3 separate regions of the Mus musculus genome follow, and all the other regions are linked to region 1. Evidence: chromatin contacts called from ENCODE Hi-C or POLR2A ChIA-PET data. All regions are on one chromosome and are shown on one strand. The core of a region is the stretch at or near the end of the contact, and the rest is flanking DNA. Distances in the headings are between cores, read along the strand shown. Region 1 has its middle 60 kb from the start of Gm30713. Region 2 has its middle 94 kb from the start of Gm30713. Region 3 has its middle 18 kb from the start of Gm30713.

Region 1 (4,555 bases), core at 279-2,778:
TCTGCACGAAGTTCTAACAGCCTCCATGCTACGTTGGGCCAGGGAATTATCAGTGCTGTTATTTGTCAACTCCAATGAGGTCCTCACTCCTGGCTGGCCAGAGGTGACCCAGTTCCCTGAGAATCTGAACAAATTTCAAGTCAAGTTCTTCTGGGGAGCAGACCTGAGCTGGAGACCATAAAGCACAAAGGACGTGGGAAGGGACTCATAAAATCCCCATTTGTAGGGGAAAAGAAGGACTCAGAATAGGTCAGAAAGGTTCAGGCATTCCTTCCTCACTCTGTGTGTGTGTGTGTGTGTGTGTGTGTGAGAGAGAGAGAGAGAGAGAGAGAGAGAGAGAGAGAGAGAGAGAGAGATGTAGGGTGTCTTCCTCAATCTTGCTCCATCATAGTTTTTGAGACAGGATCCCTCACTGACCCTGGAAGTCACTGATTCAGCTAGGCTGGCTGGCCTGGAGCTCTGGGGAGCCTCCTTCCCCCTCCCCCTCCCAGCATTGGGATGCCGGGTGCACACTACACACCTCGCTTCTCCTTACAGAGTTCTGGGGACTCAGCTCCTCCGTCCTCACGGTCCTGTGGAAGGCACTTTGCTGACAGAGCTGGCTTCACAGCCAAGAGGCTCCGGCGTTTTGAAATACAAAAGTTGGCTTTATCAAGTGCTGTGGGACTTCTGAAGCTGGGGCAGTCTGTCCGGGACGCCCTTCACTGAGTCTGCAGGTGGAACTTTCTATCCACATGTGAGTAGTTATTGAGTGAAGACTGCTTTGAAAAAGGCACCTGACCCGCATTTTAAAGGGTTACTGGTGGGCCCGCCATTTCTCACAAAAGCTTTGATGATTCTATTTTTAGACACATTCTTCTCCTTGAATAGACTGTGAGCTATTTGAGGGCCAAATACGTCACTTATTCATTTTGTAATTGCCCCAAGTTAATACAATACCTGAGGATGACCTTGGTGAACAGAGAGGATGAAGGGAGGGGAGCCAATTTGTCTGAACACAGCTGCCTGGTTCAACTTGGGCTCCCTGGGAAGAGATGCTATGTGGAAACTTCCAGAGGGAACGTTTGCTGCGAGTGTCAGTGTGAATGGGCAGAGGGGAGAGCTGCAGAGAGATACATTCACAGAAGAAGCCTCAATTCATCTGTGGGGAGACGATGACATCCAGAGTGGCCTTGCTTTTTGGCTATGGGACAAGTTTACCACCCTCCTTGTTAAAGTTGCGCTGGCTGCACCCTGATTTTGGGAGAAGACAACTTGGAGTAGAGGAATCAGGCCGTCGAGCAATCAGACTCAACAAGCAAGTGGTGTCCCAGGCATTGAGACAGCATGCACCACACTGCCCAGGGCTAGCAGAGTTTGGAGCTTGGTGCCAAATCTGTATGAGTTCCCTTCCAGGGGCCATGGCAAGAAGCAAAAAGTGTGGGTCAGCTGTTTTCCCTTGGGCTTTGTGTCTTCTTCCTGCAAGCTGTATGGCTTAGCTCAGCGTTACTTCCGTTGAGAGAAAGGCTCCCTGGGGAAATGGAAACACATCTAACCCTTCTGATAAAGCTCTAAGAGCAAAGCAGGAGTCTACCAAAGCTCACCTGGGGAAGCCGATAAGTTTGCTAGACTTACGGAGAGTGGGTGAGGGGTTACCAGCAAAAACACAGCTGAACACCAAAGCAGCAGTGTGTGGAGCCGGAAAGTCCTGCAACCGGGAAAGCCAGTCCACAGCAAGAATGAGGCTGAGATGTGTCCAAATCCCAAAAATTTTTACATGACCTCCACCACCCTTGAGGTAGCCTGGTGGCCAAATTACAGTTTAAACTTCTTCTCTGCCTATAAGGACATATCCTGTTAGCACCTGGATTTCCTCTTCATGCAAATGAAGCATTCCCAGCCAACGGTGTACACTTACCCTGACCCACTCCCCAAGGTGTGCACAACCCTTGTTCACCCTCAATAAAGAGCCATTTCACTGAAAACCATCTCTAGAGAAGGCTTTTTCTGCCATAGTCACACAGACTAAGATCCTGTCTAACCCACTGACCCTACTAAGCTTCATTCCTTCCGGTCCATCCAGGTGTGCAATGGTGCCTGGCTATCCCGAGGGGAAAAGCAGACCCAGGCCAGCAGCAATGTAAAAATCTCTGTCCAGCCTGGATGATGAATTCCCCATTACGACAGGAATGGAGTCGTCTTCCTCTAGCCTTCCCCAGCCTATGAACTCTAGCCCTTCCCTGAGCCCCTGAGGCTGCATGTAGTTAGGACAGAATTACATACAGATGGATGGGGAGAATGGCTAGAAACCTCTGAGGAGGCTCAGTGACCCTCCTTACTCTTCCATGAGGGAACTCATCAACAGTCCATAGGAACTACAGTAGTGGTTCTCAGCACGTGGCGTTTGGCATTGAATGGTCCTTTCACAGGGGTAGCATATCAGATATTCTACATAGCAGATAGTTATACTATTATCCCCAACAATAGCAAAATTATAGCTATGAAGTAGCAATGAAAATAATCTTCTGGCTGGTGGTCATCACCACAAAATGAGGTCACAGCCTTAGGAAGGTTGAGAACCGGCGCCTTCCTGTGACTGACTCTCAAGCAGGCATAGATCTACTAAAGATGGTGGCTGTCTTGGTGGGATTACCACATCCTCTGAAAGCTTTCCAGACTTGCTTCTTCATCCATGACGAAGAGTGTTTCTGCTCAAACACGCAACAAGCTATGGCGCGCTGAGTTAGCATGGTAATAGGATCCAGATGAATAGCCCCCCTGCACTGGGGATTGCCTGGTAGGTCAGCCACAAAATGTGACTTTTTAATCTGCCCAAGGGCCTTCAGATTTCTGTTGGAGACATGCACAATGTCCAGTTATCTCTCCAGAGCACTGAGAAATTGATGGCTGTGTTCTGAGTTCAAGGGGCCCTCTTAAGGATTTTTATTGTTCCTGTTCTGACAGTGGTCAATAAGAAATCCTCCCGGAAGACCAAGCTTCACCCTGGTATCTTCTCACACTCAGTGACATGCTAGGAATGAAAAGCTGTGCCCGTGGGCTGCAAGAGAGCACTCTCAGACGCAGAGCTCTCTGTGCTACCAACCTCCATGTCAGAGCAGGAGGCCTCTTGAAGGAGACAGGCTCTAGGGAGAGGTCAGAATCTCTGGGGCTGGGGACAGAGAGAACAGCAAATGAAATCGAGTCTTGCCAGTCTTATAGGAGCAGGTTGTGGTGAAAGAACACCTGTAAGCCAGACAGTCCAGGAGCCTCATCAGTGATAAGAAGGGAATCTCATTCCTTACACCACAGAGATACCAGTGTGTCTACTCTCAGCTCTGTGCTGGTCTCAATAGCCGAGACCTGGGAACAGCCCGATGCCCATTAGAGAGAATGTAGGATGTGTATAGAGCAGAGTTTTTATTCAACCAACGAGGATACCAAATTTATGTCCTTTGCAGAAAATGGATGGGATTGGAGATTACCAACCATATTAAATGAAATAAGACCAACTCAGGAAGACAAATGACATTTGTGTTTTTGGTTATCCTTTTTATATGTGAAACATCACATACATACACACACACACACACACACACACACACACACACACACACCAGTGTTAGATGAACACTCTTTAAATGGTTAACATATCTTTCTAAAACAGACCTGGAACCTGAGAAAAACTGTCTGGGAAGACTGGGAAATTAAGCCTGGTGCTGTGTTAGGGACTCACGGCCATCTGCAGCCCGAGGGAGGAGGAAGAGCTCAGCCGAAGCAGCCTCTAAGTTCCTGCTGCTGCTACTGCTGCTGCTGCTCCGCACACTGTGACATAAAACTACTCAAAGGCCTCCCTCCCCACTTCCCTTCCATTCCCCTTTCCCCTCCCCGACGTGTGTGTGTGTTTGCATCTCTGTGTCTGTGTGTCTGTCTGAGTGTGTGTGTTTCTGTGTGTCTCTGTGTGTCTGTGTCGCTCTTTGTGTGTGTCTACGTGTATGTCTATCTCTCTGTGTCTGTGTATCCCTCTGTGTATCTGTGTGTCTGTATGTATCTGTGTCTGTGTCTCTGTCAGTGTGTGTTTGCTTGTCTGTATCTGTGTGTATGTGTGTCTATCTCTGTGTATGTGTCTGTATGTCTGTGTGTCCATGTGCCTGTGTGTATCTGTGTGTCTCTCTGTCTGTGTGTGCCTATGTATCTCTCTCTCTCTGTGTCTCATAGATGTGTGTGTACTTGCCCATGCATGCATGTACATAGTTCAGAGATTGACTTCACATGTCTTCCTTTACTTTCTACCTCATTTACCGAGACAGGCTCTCCCACTGAATCAGGAAGGAGTTCACTGAATTTGCTATGCCGGCTTGCCAGTGAAGTCTGGGGATCCACTTGTCTCTGCTTCTCCATTGCTGAGATTATACACATATGCCACTGTACCCAGCATTTTTATATGCGTGTTGGAGACCCAAACCTAGGCTCTCCTGCATGCTCGAACAGTAGGCACCTTACTGCTCATCTATATTCCCAGTCTCTTCAGGGGCTTTTCACCACACCTTTATAGTTATGGCACACGATTCTCCTGTGT
Region 2 (4,659 bases), core at 891-3,390, 35 kb after region 1:
AAGTCTACGACAAGGACCAGTGGTCTGAAGTGTTTGAAAGTGAAATGTCCCCATGTGTTTGAACATTTGGTCTTCACCTGGCGGTGCTGTTTGAGGAACACTGTGGAACCTTCTAGACTTAAAGACTAGCTGGTAGGTATAAGAGCATGGGCATTTGGCTTCTGAGCAATAGCCTGCTCCCACTTCCTGCCTGAGTGCTCCCACTTCCTGCCTGATTAGCTCTTTGCTGCATCCTGACTGCCAGCTGCTCCTTGCTGAATTCTGTTGGATGTTTGGCCACAACCACAAGAAAGCAATGCATGTCAGGCCTACCAGGGAAGCAGAACTTCATACCTAACGGTCCAGGCCTCCTGGGATGCAGGTCTCAGGAGGACGGCTCATACCTCACCCCTTGGCCCTGGCCCAGAGATGGTAGCCCCATCGTGGGCACCACTATGTCACTGCAGGTGCCATTCCCTTTGACAGGCAAGCCTTTCTCGGATGCCCTGGCCCTGTGCCCAGGAGATAAAGATGCAAGCAGGACAGATTCAAGCCACCCTTTCTTCTTAAAATAAGCCATTCATTTTTCAGGGAGTGAGAGCTATTTTTGACTGCATTTGCTCCTTGGCAGCTGTTTCCAAAATGGCTTCGCTGGTCTAAGAATCCATGATTCATCCCTGGGCTGGGCGAGGGCTGGGGACATGGAAATTCCAGAGGGAGTTATAAATGTCACAGCACATGCTGGAGGCTCCCCAGCCCCTCTGGGAAGCCAGAAAAGAGTGTCTGCAAATTCCACAGCCGGTGGGAAACAAGAGCCAGCATTCAGCTGGCGTGGGTCAAGTGCTCTTGCCCTGTCCAGTGTGGGAATCAGACAGCAGCAACCAAAACCCCAGGGTCTTGGGATTGTCCCCAGTCTGCGGGCCACCAGGTCCCTGCAGTTGGTTTCTATCGTGTCCTTGTTTCCACATCTGATTTATTGCTTTCTTTTCTTTTTCTGAGGGAAATATTCTAGAAAACAGTAAAGTCATATTTGATATAAAATATTTCAGTCAGACTATAGAAGAGGAGAATGCAGGCCAGCTGTGTGGTCTTCATGCTCTGAGTCCACCATCAATATAATTTCCCTGACTCTTAGAGAGTCCTCCAGCCTTGGGCACGCTAGGTAATCGCTCCACCACCAACCGACATTCTGCCTCTACCTTCATCACTTTTATCTTTAATTCTGTTCACATGTGTGTGCACATGAGTGTAGTTGCCTATGGAGACCAGAAGAGGGTGTTGGGTTCCCTGGAGCTAGAACTACCGGTTACTGTCTGACCTTCAACACAATTTTCCAGATCCGGCTGTCTGATTCCCACGCTGGGCAAGGCCAGAGAACTTGATCCCTAACCAAAGTCAAGTCTCCTCCGCTATGAAGCTTTCAGACACTCACTTGGGACTTCTCAGAGCGCTTAGCGAGCCCCAAACACAAACTGTGTCCCTGGCAAGAGCCAGATACATGCGTTCTGGAAACGAGAATGAAATTCATAATAAGTCAGGCTCAACAACGAACTCCCTTCATCCTGCCTCTGTTTAGAAGATTTTTTCTCTGTGTGTGTTTTACACAAGCAGCCCCTGCAGGAGTCCGAGATTCCATTAAAGCCAGCGTGTAAAGACTGCTTCTAGGACAGCCTTCCCAGCGCCAGACACTGCGTACTGCGGGTTCCAGATGCTGGTCCCTTCTTAGAAAAGCCTCGTGTCAGAACCCTCAGGAGTGCGGAATTCCCAGCGGAGGAATTCCTGGCTTGTTTTGCTTTGTTTTCTAGTTACTGTTTTAATCCTTTATTATAAAGTTTCTTAGAAAGCGCCAGGGCCTTCCTTTCAGGGAAATGGACGGAGTATAATATCTTTTTAAGGGGAAATTAAGAACTTCCCGTCTAAAATTAGAAGTATTTATCTAGGCCCATGGGTGGGAAATAAATCAAGAAATTGTGAATCTGGTTTGAGGCCCACAGGGCTCTTGAGACATCAACTTGAGACTGGAAGAAAAGAGAGCTCCGGGAAATGAGGCTGTCAGATGCCAGGGATGAAGGGTCAGGTGATAATATAATGAACTCGCACACTGGTCACGAGCCTTCCAAATGAACAGAGCCCGGTGGAAAGTGGGCGGGGTACTGGAGCAGGGCGGGCGCAGGGAGGGACTTGGAGGCTTCAGTTATCCTGAGCAGAAAACAGATTGCTTAGGGGAAAAGAGTGGAGTAGCCTGTTCCCTTGGGTCATTCTGTGGCAATTTAGAGACGACCCCTCCTGCCTCTGTCTCCGGAGCAACTCCCAGTGTCCTGGGAAGTTAAACAGTTAAAAACAGTTATGCTGAGTGATTCACCAGCATGCAGATATGTGTACACGTGTGTACCTATACATCTCTATGCATACACCACAGACGGGGACACTGTGGAAAGTGACTAGAGAGATGATGTGACATGCCACATGCACAGGCTCCTTTATCTCACAGGGACAATCTCCAACTACTAGTGACAGTCTGCAAAGGAAATGGGTTCCAGGCCACAGCTAACGCTAACCTAGCGGGCCCGGAGATCTGAGGTCTGCAGAGGGCAGACTGTGCATGGAAAAGCATTCGTCCTAAATCTGATGCTTTACAATTGCTGTTTAAACTTTTAACAAGGAAGAGACTTACGTTGCATCCAGAGAGGAGAGCCCAGGGACCCTTCCCACCTCCACAGAGTTTGTACATGCTCCTGTGGAGGCTAGGCTGTGCTTTCTTTCCTGGCCTTGGCTCAGGATGCTGAGGAGGACAGAACCAGACAACAGGCCCCTTGTTCTAGGCTGGAGTGGGGAGCAGAAGTGTGGTGGTGTAGGGAGGAATGACCACATCCTAGTGGCCAAAGCAGGGACTGCCATCCCAGGCGAGGGCTAAAAACACTCCAGTGCAGCCATTAGAAGTACAGGCTCCTGAGAATTAGACTTATCACAATAAGAACTCAGTGCACAGGCAAAAATAAGCACAGCCTGTCAGGGCCCTAGCATTTATAGACCCTCGGAAAAGTTCCCAGAATTCCAAACACCACACAATGACAGAAACTATCTGCAGCTGGCAAAACCACAGCTCTGCTAGAGCATGAGGCAAATCATAGTCAGCTGCTGTGGACAGTCCAAAGCAGCCCCACATCCCACACCTGGGATTAAAATGAAAACGCATCCTTACAATATTTGCAATATTTCTGTGTTTTGAAAGAAACCAAAATTCCAGAGTTCTCACTACACTTTGAATGAGTTCTGTGGTCAGATGGCAACCCTATGTTTAGTTCTGTTGGGGAGGAGGTATGTAAGTGTACTGTATGTGCATGTGTGTGGGTGTGAGTGTGTATGTGGGAAGTGCATGTGTGGTACGTGTGTGTGTGGAAAGTGTGTTTGTGGTATATATGTGAGTGTGTATGTGGGAAGTGTATGTGTGGTGTGTGTGTGTGTGGTATATATGTGTGTATGTGTATGTGGGAAGTGTATGTGTGTGTGGCATGTGTGTGTGGTGTAGGTGTGAGTGTGTGAGGTATATGTGTGTGAGTGTGTATGTGAGAAGTGTGTGTATGTGGTATATGTGCATGTGTGTGGTATATGTGTATGTAGCATGTGTGTGTGTGGTATATGTGGTATATGTGATTTATTTTATATGGATTCTATCTTAAAAGATAATCTTCTGAAACAAAAATATAATTCTCAACAGCCCATTTTAAAATTAACCATACATTTGTGTATATACAACCAATAAGAAGAAATCAGCACTGTCACAGTTAGCTAGTGAATGTCAACGTTGTCTACCTAGTGAATGTGAATGTGTTTGGTTATGTTTGGGGAGTGTGATTTTCCTCCTGACACTGGAGATCCTAGTTAATAATTTGGATTTTGTGATAACTCTCACTGTAATTCAGTCTGACAGCAGACATCTCAGCATATAATCTCTGTGTTCTATAATCTGTATGTCTGAGTGAGCAACCCGTAAATACAAAAATAATTTCAAACAACTACCCAATCCAGGGAAATGCATCTGCCCCATGTCCTGCCATATCTGGTGTCTCTTGGGAGTTGTTAGTGTTTTCATATTCCTCTTTGTTCTCCCTCAACTTCATAGCATGAAAATATGTGCTTGCTACAAGCTAATTATCTATGGAGAAAGGCTTGCTGTCACCGGGTTATCAAGCAGCAGAGTAATGGGGCTAGAGAGGTAGCACAGCAGGTAAAATGTTTGTTGCATATAGTGGCTTGAATAGGAATGGTGCCATAGACTCAGGTGTTGAGTGCTTGGCCATAGGGAGTGGCACTATGAGGAGATGTGGCCTTATTGGAGATGTGTGGCCTTACTGGGGGAGGAGTGGCCTTATTGGAGGAGGTGTGGCCTTGTTAGAGAAAGCACATCACAGGAAAGTCAGAGCTTTGAGGTTACATATGCTCAAGCTAGGCCCAGTGTTGCATACGATCTCCTGCTGCTTTCAGATCAAGATGTAGAACTCTCAGCTCCTCCAGCACCATATCTGCCTGCACATTGCCATGCTTCCTACCATGATGATAATGGACTGAACCTCTGAACCCATGAGCCAACCCCAATTAAATGTTGTCCTTTATAAGAGTTGTCATAGTCATGGCCATTCACAGCAAAGAAACCCTAAGACACTACACAGGCAGGAGGAG
Region 3 (4,796 bases), core at 1,952-4,451, 40 kb before region 1:
GAAAAAAAAAAAAGTCAACAGAAGAAAAGCTCTGTCTCAAATCAGGCCACGGAGATTATTTGTAAATGTGCAGCCGGGCCTTGGGGGACTTGGAACGCTACAGTGGCAAGCAGCTAGTGTTTGTTTTTAATCGTTCCTTCTCCGGCTCACTTTCTCTTAGCCAGACAAAGTTTATAAACTTGGGGCAGCTCTGCATTTCCCCCCAAGACATTTTCAGGCTGTAGTTCTGGGACTCTAGCTGATGAGGAACATTCCAGAACTACCATCCTCCTGCCATCAAGGGCCGTGAGGGTGACTGAAAGAAAATTGGTTGGCTTGTCTCCCTGGCTCTACCTTGAGGACATGCTTGCTTCTACTTCCCATTCCATTTATTATTGATAGGCTGTTTATTTTCCTCACTTCCATGAGACTTACAATCCGAATGAATCGCTCTGGCTCTTGGCTGGGGGAGGGGAAGCGCTTTCTGCTGTAACTCACTGATCCCTGCATAGGGCACTAAAGGGGATGGGGACTTGAGGGGTGGGAGGAGGTGCCGTCAAGCTGGGACAGGGGTAGGGGCATGCATAGGTTTAGGTCTTACAGTGACTCAGCTGAACACCCCAGGCAGCCAGCTCCAGAAGGCCCATAATTCTCAAGGTCACAGCCCTCCAGAGTTGGCTGGGGATTAAGTCAGTCTCCTGGGAGCCCTTCATGTGCAAGTTCCTTTGTTTAATAGAAGGAGAAAGGCCTGGCGGGTTGCCTTTCCTGCCAGCGGAGGGAGGGCTGGGAATAAGTTCTTTCTTAGTCCCAGTGGGTTAGGGACAACAGAGAAGTAAAGTGCCCTCTAAGGCACCGGAGACATGTCCGTCTGTCAGTCCATGTGTGCCTCTGGGTCTCAGTCTGCCCCCAACTCCACACCAACCCCTTCATAAGCACCCATGAGGAAGAACTGGCCCAGAAGTGCAACCTTGACCCTGGCCTTCTTGGTCCTCCATAGAGAGGCATGGAGTAAACATGGCTGTGCAGTGCTTTCCCACAGGCTATGACACTGTACGTCCTGGGGACTTCCCCATGCTCTGCGGAGATCCCAGGGACTTGGCTGGTTTTTGATGTCAACTTGAGACAGGTAAGACTCATCTGGGAAGAGGGACCCTTAAGTGAGAAAATGCCCTCCCCACCCCCACAACTCCCATTGGTCTGTGGAACCTTTTCTTTTCTTTTTTTTTTTTTTTTTTAAAGATTTATTTATTTATTACATGTAAGTACACTGTAGCTGTCTTCAGAAGAGGGTGTCAGATCTCGTTACAGATGGTTGTGAGCCACCATGTGGTTGCTGGGATTTGAACTCTGGACCTTCGGAAGAGCAGTCGGGTGCTCTTACCCACTGAGCCACCTTTTCTTGATTAATGGGTGATGTGCATAGGCCCATCCCGGGGGATCCTGGACGGTAGAAGAAAAGAAAGAAGGCAAAACGAACCACCAGGAACAAGACAATAGCAGTACTCCTCCGTGGCTTCTGTCTCAGTTTCTGCCTCCAAGTTCCTGCTTTACTCCTGCCTGACTCCATGCAGTGATGGATAGTTACCCGCAAGTATAAGCAGAATCAAACCCTTTCCTCTTCCAGTTTCCTTTGGTCAAGGTGTTTGATCACAGCACTAGAAACCCTAAGACGTTCCTGCTCACTGAGAGCCACAGCTGTGGCTCCTCTCAGTTCCTACTGCTTCTAGGGTCTTGGAGTCCTGAGCTGCTTCTACTCTGGGGCCTGGATGGCAGCAGTGGACCCTCCAGACTTTCTCACACATTACCTGGAGACTGACTTCCTCAAGTTGACGCCAAATGGCCTCTTGGACTGGCCTGGCTGCCAAGTGTGAGCAAGCACAGGGTGTGAGTTTTGCCCTTAGAGACCCAGGTCTGAACTGCACAGCCAGGAGTGGAGGAGGAGAAAGAAGGGCTCTCTCTCTCTCTCTCTCTCTCTCTCTCTCTCTCTCTCTCTCTCTCTTTCCCTCTCTCTCTCTGAAATGCAGTTCCCTGGAGGGAGGCCTCAAGGGTTCCCAGCCCAGCAGGAAGTGAACTGGTCTGGGTCCAGTCCTGAAAGGAGAGAAGGCAGCCCTGAAGGCTTATCAGACCTCAGCCAAGCTAAAGCTTGGCTCCCGGAGGACCTGAGGGAAGCCAGGTTTGGCTTGCCTCAGGCCAGCCCTACCCAAATCCCCGGAGGCAGCAAACCCCCAACACTATCAAAATACAGTCCATAAATAAAGCCTCCTTGGCAGCCAGCTCTGGGCTGGAAATAGAGTCCCCCTGGAGTGACCTTTCCAGACAAATGCTGGAACTGAAGGTCAAAAGAACCTTCTAAAGTGACAGAGGGGCGGCAGGTGCTTGCAGGACATGGAGATGTTTCCCACAAATTCATATGTTAGAACATTTGGACCCCAGCTGGTGGCCCTGTCTTGGGACTTTGTAGAGCCTTTAGGAGGGGCAGGGTGCATACCTGCTTCTCTCTTACTTCCCCATCTGCCATCTGTGAGAAGCTCGCTGTAAGGTCCCACTGCCATGGCTTCCCTGCCTTGAGACTGCGAGGAGACCATGCGCCAAAATAACCCTGTCTTCTTATAAGTCCACCCTCCGCTATTTCGTCATAGAAAAACCTGAGTCCTTAACAGACCCAGCCCTGCTGATGAGGGTTTCAATCAAAGTGTCCAGGCCTTACAGATTTGACCATCCCTGCCCGACACTGGAGACTTCCCTAAATACCTAGTAAAGCAGTGGGTCAGAAGTCAATGCCTCATCTGTCCCCAGCATGGGGACAGGGGGAGATCTGGCTCTGCCCTAAAGAAGCAGAGGCCAAAGGGAACCTGCTTCTGCTCTGTGAGTGTCACAGTCTGAGGAAGGCAGACACAGACTAGATGGATGAAGAGACCTGTAGAGACCAAGGGTGGGAGGCACAGCCTGGAGGAGGCTGTCTGAGGAGGGACCTTACACAAGCAGAGCAAGCACGGGTGGTGAAGGAGTCAAGCTGTGTCGATCTGAGTGAGAGGGCAACCTGGGAGAGGAAGGGCCAGGCTCACAGATGGGACTGGGTAGGGCACAGGGTTTAGGATACCACTGGAGTGCCACCTGTGAGCTGGCAGGCTGATGTGTTCCCCCACCCCTACCTGGCTGACTACTCACTGAATTTGAGATTTACACACCAGAGTAAACTACAGAGCTGCTGTTGGGAGAGGCTGCACTCCTCCTGCCTCATGACCTCACAGCCTCAGAGACTCATAGATAGATGTCTGTAGCTCCCGTACCTCGTGTCCTTATGAGTGTCCCTTGAGCTGTTTGTGAGTATGTGAGTGTGTGAAAGAGAGAGACAGAGGTAGAGACAGAGAAAGGGAGAGGGAGAGAGACAGACAGAGACAGAGAGAAAAGGAGGGAGAGAGGGGGAAGGAAGGCACATAAGTACATGCATGCACACAAACGTGTGCACACACACATGTACACATGTATGAGCACATGCAACAAACCCCAACATAGCCAGCTGAGTGGTCTCCACAACTGGGTGTCCTGACCTCCCAGCACTGTCCTTTTATGACCTGCTTGCTCTCCAGGAGAGATATGGCCTGGAACCTATGCCTCCCCTTGCATACTGTCTTCGGTCCTCTCTGAAGACAGAGCAGATGGCCAGACCTCCTTCTCAGTACTCCAGGTGAGGTTAGCTTGGCTCTAGAGGAACAATGCCATAGCTCTCTCTGGGGAACGTTACTGAGCATTGCGGCCCCTAGAACTGCAGCAGGGAGATGCAGATAGAACAGAATGGGAAAGCAGGTCTCCTCAGGAGGCTGTGGAGGCCTCTGCTTATCCTCCATGGCCTGCACCCTTGTTAGATCTTTATTCACCTACAGCATCAGCCTTGAAAGCCAATGACTTTCCAACAGCCAAGGATGCTTGCCAAGGTTTGCATTGGGCCTGGCCTTTGCAGATATCATTCACATCTTCTCACAGAAGTGGCATGTAGGCAGCGTCACAGACTCCTGCTCCACAGCTGGATAAACGGATGCTAGACAGATATACTACTTTCCCAGGGGTGCAGAATATGGCTGGAAGCTGTGTCCTGCTCTAGTCTACCGTCAGTTGGATACCTATACAAGGCCTGCACAAGATCAAGCCAGCTAAAATTCCATCATGGGCAGGAGAAGCACTCACCAAGTCCCACCCCCAGCTGAGGAACTTTTGACAGTGTCATCCCTAGGCAGGTGGGCCTGGGCAGGTTGTCTGAGAAAGCCAATGGCATAGGCCAGGAAGTGTGTCAGCAAACACCATTCATCTGTAGGTTCTGTGCCAAGCTCCTGCTTCAGTTCCGGCCCAACTTCCCTTAGGAATGAACTGTGACCTGGAAATGTGAGCTTCCAAATAAATCCTTCTCTCCCCTAAGTTGCTTTTGGTCCTGATAATTATCACAGGAGCAGAAGAGCAAACCAGAACACATGTATAAATGTTTCAAACAACAAATAAGGTACATATTAAAAAATTAAGCACACTTTAGCCATTTGTAGTCAAGTGAATGTCAGCCCTTTCTACACAAGAAACAGCTTTTGATGGACGGAAAGATCTCAGCCCTAGAAGCCCATGAACAAAGGGAAGGAGTCTGGAATGAAAGTGGACACTGCCATGTGCAGAGCTCCTCCCTGGGATCAGGGCTTCCTTGGTATTATTCCTTCCAGGATCCGCATTCTGAGAGACAAGGCAAGAAGGCTTCTATCGATGAAACAATCGTTACCGTTACCGTCAGGTTCCAGGATGCTGCAAGCTCCCAGCCACAAGACTGTTCCTGAAGG

Evidence for each region. Hi-C counts contacts between places; a loop is a spot of excess contacts on that map. ChIA-PET counts read pairs that join two places held with the same protein, here RNA polymerase II (POLR2A).
Region 2: a map of T-helper 17 cell shows a loop between it and region 1 (2.0-fold over the local background). The contact joins two enhancer-like sites. A Hi-C loop is called at or near these places in 1 of 37 maps with a recorded cell type or tissue (T-helper 17 cell). POLR2A ChIA-PET finds 5 or more read pairs at or near these places in 2 of 5 experiments (both embryonic stem cell).
Region 3: a map of heart shows a loop between it and region 1 (3-fold over the local background). The contact joins two enhancer-like sites. A Hi-C loop is called at or near these places in 1 of 37 maps with a recorded cell type or tissue (heart). POLR2A ChIA-PET finds 5 or more read pairs at or near these places in 1 of 5 experiments (embryonic stem cell).

The regions. Positions count from the first base shown.
Region 1 is chr8:125,324,089-125,328,643 of GRCm38, reverse strand. No RefSeq gene overlaps it. Among named protein-coding and RNA genes, the nearest start is that of Gm30713, 60 kb to the left of the region's middle. Within about 2 kb of position 1,528, at least 1 of the 3 ENCODE cell types and tissues checked has a DNase peak (open chromatin) inside an H3K27ac peak, as active enhancers do; it is heart, where a contact is called at or near this core.
Region 2 is chr8:125,289,137-125,293,795 of GRCm38, reverse strand. No RefSeq gene overlaps it. Among named protein-coding and RNA genes, the nearest start is that of Gm30713, 94 kb to the left of the region's middle. Within about 2 kb of position 2,140, at least 1 of the 3 ENCODE cell types and tissues checked has a DNase peak (open chromatin) inside an H3K27ac peak, as active enhancers do.
Region 3 is chr8:125,365,881-125,370,676 of GRCm38, reverse strand. No RefSeq gene overlaps it. Among named protein-coding and RNA genes, the nearest start is that of Gm30713, 18 kb to the left of the region's middle. Within about 2 kb of position 3,201, at least 1 of the 3 ENCODE cell types and tissues checked has a DNase peak (open chromatin) inside an H3K27ac peak, as active enhancers do; it is heart, where a contact is called at or near this core.